Regions from separate parts of the Homo sapiens genome. Here region 1 is linked to region 2. The links are chromatin contacts, found by Hi-C or POLR2A ChIA-PET in ENCODE. All regions are on one chromosome and are shown on one strand. The core of a region is the stretch at or near the end of the contact, and the rest is flanking DNA. Distances in the headings are between cores, read along the strand shown.

The links. A loop is a pair of places that touch in the nucleus more often than their neighbours do. ChIA-PET counts read pairs that join two places held with the same protein, here RNA polymerase II (POLR2A). Pooled maps may share reads with other maps.
Region 1: a loop to region 2 is called in a pooled map, with 2.1 times the contacts of the local background. The contact joins the promoter of UBA52 here to the enhancer-like site in region 2. A Hi-C loop is called at or near these places in 1 of 168 maps with a recorded cell type or tissue (IMR-90) and 3 of 50 pooled maps. POLR2A ChIA-PET finds 5 or more read pairs at or near these places in 4 of 52 experiments (A673, AG04450, GM12878 and 1 more).

The regions. Positions count from the first base shown.
Region 1 is chr19:18,568,987-18,573,407 of GRCh38, reverse strand. It overlaps UBA52 (ubiquitin A-52 residue ribosomal protein fusion product 1), which reads right to left and starts at 1,551. Exons shown (of 5, transcript NM_001033930.3): 1 at 1,499-1,551; 2 at 5-115. The coding sequence starts at 107. It overlaps KXD1 (KxDL motif containing 1), which reads right to left. Exons shown (of 5, transcript NM_024069.4): 5 at 4,030-4,421. RefSeq lists enhancers at 186-862, 1,501-1,840, 2,051-2,170, 1,541-2,217.
Region 2 is chr19:18,762,474-18,766,529 of GRCh38, reverse strand. CRTC1 (CREB regulated transcription coactivator 1) reads right to left here. Exons shown (of 14, transcript NM_015321.3): 9 at 1,002-1,126. Among named protein-coding and RNA genes, the nearest start is that of COMP, 27 kb to the left of the region's middle. Within about 2 kb of position 2,256, at least 11 of the 41 ENCODE cell types and tissues checked have a DNase peak (open chromatin) inside an H3K27ac peak, as active enhancers do.

The DNA of each region.
Region 1 (4,421 bases), core at 302-2,801, 190 kb after region 2:
TCACCCTCCTTGTCTTGAATTTTGGCTTTGACATTCTCAATGGTGTCACTGGGCTCGACCTCAAGGGTGATGGTTTTGCCAGTGAGGGTCTTCACAAAGATCTGCATGTTTGCGTCTGCAGGAGGAAGGGAGGCAGGATAGACTGGTGAGCAATGCATGCCTGAGTAGCACAAGCTCAGGTGCCTACACCACAGTTGCTATCCCTTTGCCTGCACCAAGTCCAACTGGTCCTGCCCCAGTACCTGTCTTCCTTTCACTCCTCCAAGCCTGGCCCTGCTAGGCTTCTCACACACCCTGGCCTGTAGTCTAAACATGTCCTGGAACTAAAGACCACATGTCCTCCACCCTCCTGACCGCACGGGTGCTCTTCAGGAACACAGACTGTGGTTATTCTCCTTAGGTTTAGCGGCGGAAGGACTCGTCAGTATCTCCTGATGGAATAAGTACCCTTTGGCATCATCTTGCTAGATCCATCTTCCCTGAAGGCGGTCCCACCCTCTTCCACGGCAGCCAGGTCCTGATCTGCACAGGCTGCTCCTGCTGCCAGCCTGGATGGGAAGCCATCCCCTACAACACACATGCCTTCCTGTCGCAGCCTCTCTCCTCTCTAACTCCAAGCTGGAGCACCCAACACTCTTAGCTTCCTTCTCAATTACACCAAAACTCTCCAGACCCCACTTCTTGCCTTGACCCCAAACCACGAACATCACTTAGTATCTACCAACCACCTGCCAAGCATTGTTCACATATAAAAGTTGACTTAAAAAGACAAAGAATCGACCGGGCGCAGGGGCTCATGCCTGTAATCCCAGCACTTTGGAAGGCCGAGGCAGACGGATCATTTGAGGTCAAGAGTTCAAGATGAGCCTGGCTAACATGGTGAAACTCCGTCTCTACTAAAACTACAAAAATCAACTGGGCGTGGTGGCAGGCGCCTATAATCCCAGCTACTCGGGAGGCTGAGGCAGAAGAATCGCTCGAGCCCGGGAGGTGGAGATTGCAGTGAGCCGAGACCGCACCACTGAACTCCAGCTTAGGCGACAGAGCAAGACTCCATCTGAAAAAAATACAAATAGTCTAAAGAAAAGTCTAAAAAGCAGACACTACCACCAGCTCCTCCTTACAGACGTAGTAATGGAGCCAGGTATGAAGACTCAGCTCGAGAAATTTAGTATTTCCAAAGCGACTGACGCAGTGACTGGCAGAGTTAACGCTACACGCTCAATACCCCTCTCTCATTAACTCGGATCTGCCCCGAGGACCTCTTCCCGCCCGAGGCCTCGTGGGGTCACGCTGGCAGGCAGAGCAGGCAGGCTCCTCTCCAAAACGGCGCTCGCCTCCTGGGCCCCGGTCTGGGCTCCGAGCCGTGGCCTCGCGAGCCCTGCCCAGCCACCCTGCCGAGACTGGCCCGCATGAGCCAGCTCAGGGCCGCCTCTTCTGCCGCCCAGGCCCCTGCAGCCTCCCGCAGCCCCCAACCCGCTCTCGGCCCGGCGCGAACCCGCACGACCGCCGCCACCAACCAGCTCGGCCGCCTCGCTGAAGAAAAAGAAGATAGCGGAACCGGAAACCACCTAATCGCCGCCGAAAGCGCTTGCGCACGGAGCACGCCGGACGCCTGCGTCACAATTCGCGCCGCGCCTTGGGCCCCGCCCTGCCGCCATCTTGGATGCTGGCGAACGAAGCCGCAGCGCACGTGGGTGAAGGTCGCCCACCCGCTTCCGGTTGTGGGCCCCGCCCGCCGAGTCACTTGAGACGATTGCACCTCTCCCCGTGTTTGCGTCCGCTGCCTCTAGGCCACTGACAACCGCTGGCGGTTGGCGGGCCCTCAGCGAATAGCTGAACGGAGTAGAGGAGAATGTTTTCTAATAAAGCAAAGGTATTAAGCAGAGGACTGCGGGTCCAGGACGCAGGAGTCGGGGCTGGGAAAGCACCTAACACCTGGAATCGGTTATTATAAAGCTCTCGGCCGCTGTGCCTGAATGGATTTCAGGACAGCAGCAGGGAGAGCAGACGGTACTACCGCATTCGCCCAGAAAGGTGGTGGTGCCTGACAAAAGGTGTCAAGCGGGACTCAGGATTTTTTTTTTTTTTTTTTTTGAGACGGAGTTTCGCTCTCGTTGCCCAGGCTGTAGTGCAATGGCGCGATCTCGGCTCACCGCAACCTCCGCCTCCTGGGTTCAAGCAATTCTCCTGCCTCAGCCTCCCGAGTAGCTGCGATTACAAGTGTGCGACACCATGCCTGGCCACTTTTGTATTTTTAGTAGAGACGGGGTTTCTCCATGTTGGTCAGGCTGGTCTCAAACTCGCGACCTCAGGTGATCCGCCCGCCTTGGCCTCCCAAAGTGCTGGGATTACAGACGTGAGCCACTGCAGTGTCTCTTTTCAGTGTAGGATCCAGATTTGTGGGTGGTTAAAAAGTGCCAGGGCGGGACCTGGGTCCGGTGACTCACGCCTGCACTTTGGGAGGCCGAGATGTGCGGATCACCTGAGGTCGGGAGTTCGAGACGAGCCTGACCAACATGGAGAAACCGCATCTCTACTAAAAATACAAAATTAGCTGGGCGTGGTGGCGCATGCCTGTAATCCCAGCTACTCAGGAGGCTGAGGCAGGAGAATCGCTTGAACCCGGGAGGCAGAGGTTGCAATTAGCCGAGAGAGTGCCATTGCACTACAGCCTGGGCAACAAGAGCAAAACTCCGTCTCAAAAAAGAAAAAAAAAATTACAAAAATTTTTCAGGTGTGGTGGCGGGTGCCTGTAATCCCAGCTACTCAGGAGGCTGAGGCAGGAGAATCGCTTGAATCCGGGAGGTGGAGGTTGCAGTGAGCTGAGTTCACGCCACTGCACCCAGCCTGGGTGACAGAGTGAGACTCCATCTCAAAAAAAAAAAAAAAAAAAAAAAGTGCCACGGCGGGTGCAGTGGTTCACACTTGTAATCCCAGCACTTTGGAAGGTCAAAGAGGGAGGATTACTTGAGGTCAGGAATTCACGACCAGCCTGGAAGACATAGTGAGACCCTGTCTCTACAAAAAAAAGTTTTATTTTGAACTATCCAGGTGTGGTGGTGCGCACCTGCAGTCCCAGCTACTTCGGAGGCAGGAGGATTGCCTGAACCCATAGGTTTGAGATTGCAGTGACCCATGATTCAGCCACTGCACTCCAGCCTGGGCAACAGAGAGGTGCTGTCTCAAAAACAAAACAAAAAAAAAAAGTGCTGAGTACAGAGAAGATGGGGAGCAATGAGAAGTTACCTATAGGCTTAACAGGGGTACCTGTTTATTTCCTTGAACATTTGCAGGCACTACTATACCAGGCAAAAGCAGACACTCTCACGTCTGGGAAGATGCCTTTAAGAACCTAATTTCCTTTTCTTTTTTGAGACAACAGTTTTGGTCTTTTTGCCCAGGCTAGAGTGCAGTGGTGCGATCTTGGCTCACTGCAACCTCTGCCTCCTGGATTCAAGCAATTCTGCCTCAGCCTCCCAAGTAGCTGGGATTACAGGTGTACACCACCACACCCAGCTAATTTTTATATTTTTGGTAGAGATGGGGTTTCACCATGTTGGCCAGGCTGGTCTCGAACTCCTGACCTCAGGTGATCCACCCACCTCGGCCTCCCAAAGTGCTGGGATTACAGGCATGAGCCACCAAGCCCGGTCATAACAACATAATTTCTAAGTACTCAGAAGATGAGGTAACCCTGGGAGTGTGTCTGATGGGGAATGGATCTAGTGTGGCTCCCCTATCTGGAGGAAGGCTGAGATCTGGAGAAGGAATTATGAAATGAGGATGGGAACACTAGTATTGTGAGCAGTGACAGCAGCGTGAGGGAAGACCTAGCTGGTGACGGGAACTTGGGTTGTTATAGCTCCCACCAGGGGGGGTTCCAAAAAAGGGCCACATCTCTTTCTAGCCCTGTAGTGCCTGATTGTCTGCACCTCCCTCCAGCAGGGCCCCCAGCCCCACATCCAGCACTTGCCCTCCTTTTGGGTTGCTTGGCTTAAGGACTGAAGAAGCCACAGCTAGGTGTACTTTTCCCTTTTTAGTAATGGTGTCTTTTTATTGATAACTTCCCAACAGCATCTGTAAACATCGGGTACAAAAATATTCCATTAAACTCTTTCCCGAGGTGGCTCCGTTTGCTCCATGGAGGCCTTCAGAGAGGCCTGCTGGCCCCTCAGGTTCCACACCTCTATTCAGAGAAACACAGAACTCAGCACGCTCAGGGCTGAATGGATGGCCAGCCTCCGTCTCAAGACTTCTACCTATCTCAGAAACCTCCTTGAGATACCAAGGAGAAAGTATTTGATACTTTTACGGAGCAAGGGGCAGGAAAAGCAGAATTAGTGGGTGCGGGGGTGGGCTGGGGTGAACTCAGAGGAGACCGTGCTTGTGCACCTCAAGGAGGTCCTGACCGGTGGTGG
Region 2 (4,056 bases), core at 1,007-3,506:
AGTTGCAATGAACCAAGATCACGCCACTGCACTCCACCCTGGGTGACAGAGCGAGACTCTGTCTCAAAAATTTTTTTAAAAAAGGGATTACGGTCAGGCGCGGTGGCTCACATCTGTAATCCCAGCACTTTTGGAGGCCAAAGGAGGCAGATCACTTGAAGTCAGGAGTTCGAGACCAGCCTGGCCAGCATGGTGAAACCCCATCTCTACTAAAAATACCAAAAAAAAAAAAAAAAAAAAAATTAGCCAGGCATGGTAGCACATGCCTGTAGTCCCAGCTACTTGGAAGGCTGAGGCAGGTGAATGGCTTGAACCCAGGAAGCAAGGTTGCCGTGAGCCGAGATCATGCCACTGCACTCCAGCCTGGGCTACAGAGCAAAACTTCGTCTTAAAAAAAAAAAAAAAGGATTACAAAAGAGTATTATGAAAAATTTTCTGCCATCAAGTTGGATAGCAAAGACGAAATGGACAAATTCCTAGACACATACAAACTACCCAAAAAAGTAGACAAGCAAATACAGCAAATTGAAAAATCAAAAGCTAACCTCTTGAGTTTTTTCTTTTTTTTTGAAACAGAGTCTCACTCTGTCTCCCAGGGTAGAGTGCAGTGGTGTGATCATGGCTCACTGCAGCCTCCACCCCCTGGGCTCAAGTGATCCTCTCATCTTAGCCTCCCTAGTAGCTGGGACCACAGGCGCACACCACCATGCCCAGCTAATTTTTGTATTTTTTGTAGAGACGAGGTTTCACCATGTTGGCCAGGCTGGTCTCGAACTCCTGACCTCAACTGATCCACCCGCCTCAGCCTCCCAAAGTGCTGGGATTACAGGCATGAGCTACGGCACCCGGCTTGAAAATTTGATAATAAAAACTAAAAGTGTTGGGAGCATTCTCAAGGTTTTGTGGCCTCCTGGAAGGAACAGGAGGCCTTCTAAGAGGTAGAGCCAGGCCTCCACCTTTCCCTTTCCCCCTCCCACCTGCCCCCCACCTTGCCCTCGCACCTGAGTGATGGGTGACAGCGGGGACAGGGTGGGCGATGCCTGCTGACGCCTTGCCTCTGTGCTCAGGGACAGGGGGCTGACGCCAGCTGGGCGGTGCTGTGGAGAGGAGCCAGGTGTGCTCATTCCTAGAGAGGAAGTAGGAGGGAGGGAGAGCAGGTGTGAGACTGATCACTGAGAAAGGGCTGCTTACACACCCACAGTCACACTGCATGGGAATAGCTCAACTGCTCAGACAGAAGCCCATGGACATGTCCCAACTGCCAAACCTGGGCACCCCCCGAAGGCCCTGATTCCTGACCCGAGGGTCCCACAGTCCTGCAGAGTCTGTTCTCCTTCCTTCCAGGAAGGGGGTGTCTCACAGCCAGCCAACCAGCACATCCCCATCTCTGGAGCATAAGATTGGCCCCCAGATGGGCATGTAACCAGGCTGGCCCAATGAGAGCCTTCCCAGGGGCTTTGGATGGAATTCCAGGAAGGGCTGTCTGAAGCCGTGTGTGGGGCATCCTGTGGCGAGGTGAGGAGCCAGCTGAAGGGCTGCAGGGGAGAGGCAGCATCTGAGCCTGCTTCCCACTTTCAGGAGACAATAAATGGTTTTTTTTGGCTGAAAATGGCTTGGGTTGTGGTTAGCTTCAAGCCAGCAGGCCCTGCCCAATGCTGTGGTTTTGCCCACCACCTCGTGGATCTTGCCCTCCTTCAGTGAATGTGCCCATTCCTGCAGCTGCTTCTCTTGGCCCCCAGACCTGAGCACCTGCTATCCCCTATGTCCCACAGCCACTTCCTCCTCCCCAGACCTGGTGCATTCCCCAAGCTGCAGTGCCACCCATCAGGCTGTCTGAACTAAAGAATGTCACTCCTTAACATCCTTCCCCCTCTCTGCCCTGGGGTCTGACACATCATTCCTGCTGGAGGTCCTGCCAGGAGCCGCCTCATCACCCCTTCCCTCACCCCGGCCCCGAAGGCCCTTGCACTGAGCAACCCAATCCTTGGATTCTGCTGCAGTGATGAAGCTGGGTGAGGTCAAGTTCAACATGGCAGTAGCTGGGGCTGGCTGGGTTATTGTGGGCACCATGCCAGGCAGGCAACAGGCCCCTCGATGGCAGGAGGACCCCTGCGAGCCTGGCCTGACCCCCATCCACTCTGGAGACTTGGTTCCCTGGTTGGTGAGATGGCGACGATAACAGCCGCCCTCTCCGGTTCAAAGTGAGGCCCTGGTGAGGTCAGGAGCAGTCTCTGAAGAGCATCTGGCCTGCAGTCAAGGCGGGGGTGAAGCCGCCTGACTCACCCCAGGAGATCTGGGCACCAGATTAACCTTGTTCCGGCAGATGAGACGGCGGGTGCGTGGGCCCATGGGAACACACCCGACAAGCGCCGAGGGGAGATGACAGCCTTGTCCGTGCCCAGGGCAGCTGCTCACCGGGGCGAGCTCGGTCACGCCTGCACTTCCCCTCGGATGCCCTGGCAGCTCTGCTTGGCTGCGCACTGTGGGAGGAAGCCTGGTGCTGTTGACTGCTCCCCAGGCAGCAAGCGCCCTTTGCAGGCCCTGGCGTCCAGGGAGGCATCAACAGAGGCCTGGACGGGAGGATGTGGGGGAAGCCTGCTCAGAGCACACTCAGAGTCACGACCCTGGGCCACTCCCTCATCTTCTCCTGAGTGTCCGCCACTTCGTGCGTCCAGCAGGCCGAGAGATGCTCAGTGCCCAGGTCAGAAGCAGAGGTCGGGCTCGGTACAAAGTAGGGGCAAACGTCAGGAGCGTGTGAGGGTATGGATGTGGGACGACAGGGGCGGGTGGGGCCTGAGGCAAACCAGAGCACTGTGGCCCGTCTCGAGGTGCAAGACATCGGCCATGGCCACTGGGCTGTCTGATTCTTCAAGAGCAGCCAGAAATCTGGTGTTCTACGGGCATTCCCCTGGTTTTTCAATGTTGATTCTAAGTACAGTCAAGCATCACTTAACAATGGGGGTGACTTCTGAAAAAACGCGTTGTCCGGCGATTTCATGGCTGTGCATGAGGATCACAGGGCAACTTACACAAACCTGGATGGCAGAGCCTCTGCACACCTCGGCCAGACGGTAGGGCCCTTGTTCCCAGGCTACAAACCTGTACAGGGTGACCGTCCTGAATACCGTCGGCCAGGCACAGTGGCTCACGCCTGTAATCCCAGCACTTTGGGAGGCTGAGGCAGGCGGATCACCTGAGGGCAGGAGTTTGAGATTGGCCTGGCCAATGTGGTGAAACCCCGTATCTACTAAAAATACAAAAATTAGCCAGGCGTGGTGGTGGGCGCCTGTACTCCCAGCTACTCGGGAGGTTGACGTAGGAGAATCGCTTGGGACTGGGAGGCGAAGGTTGCAGTGAGCCGAGATCACACCACTGCACTCCAGCCTGGGTGACAGAGTGAGACTTTGTCTCAAAAAAAAGAAAAAAAAAATTAAAAACAGTAGGCAACTGTAGCACAATGGTAAGGACTTGTGTGTCTAAGCCTAGAAAAGGAGCAGTAAGACACAGCATTATACTCTGATGGGGCCACTGCCGATTATGTGGTTTGCTGTTGTCAGAAACGTCAAGATGTGGCGTGTGGCTGTATTACAGATGCACAACTGTGGGCCCACACGAAACATACCATGGGCTGGATTTGGCCCTTGGGCTGCCAGTCTCTAATGTCTGCCCTGAATACAAGGGAGTTTTTAATCTTCCACTGGCTGCAAAGTGAGCTCTCGGCCACCCCTGGAGAGGCCAGTTGGCCCAGGAGGGCGGACGGGAGCCTTGCTGTTGAATTCCTTTTGGCAACCTGGCTCACCTTTGGGAACAGGCACAGAGCCAGCTGGAGGGGAAGTCTGGAGCGGGCAGGGAGAGCTGCCAGGGGAGGGCGGGCCAGGTGTCAGGGCCCGCCCGGCCTCAAAGCTGGGCCAGGAAGGAGGAGCCAGGGCCTGCCCTCCTCCTGCACTCTGGAAAGCAGCCAGGGATATGGGAAATGTAGATGGAGCCAAGCGGGGTACTGTCTCCTCGGCCGCGAAGGCCTCTGTCTTCCTTCCTGAGGGAGCTCACGTTCTGACT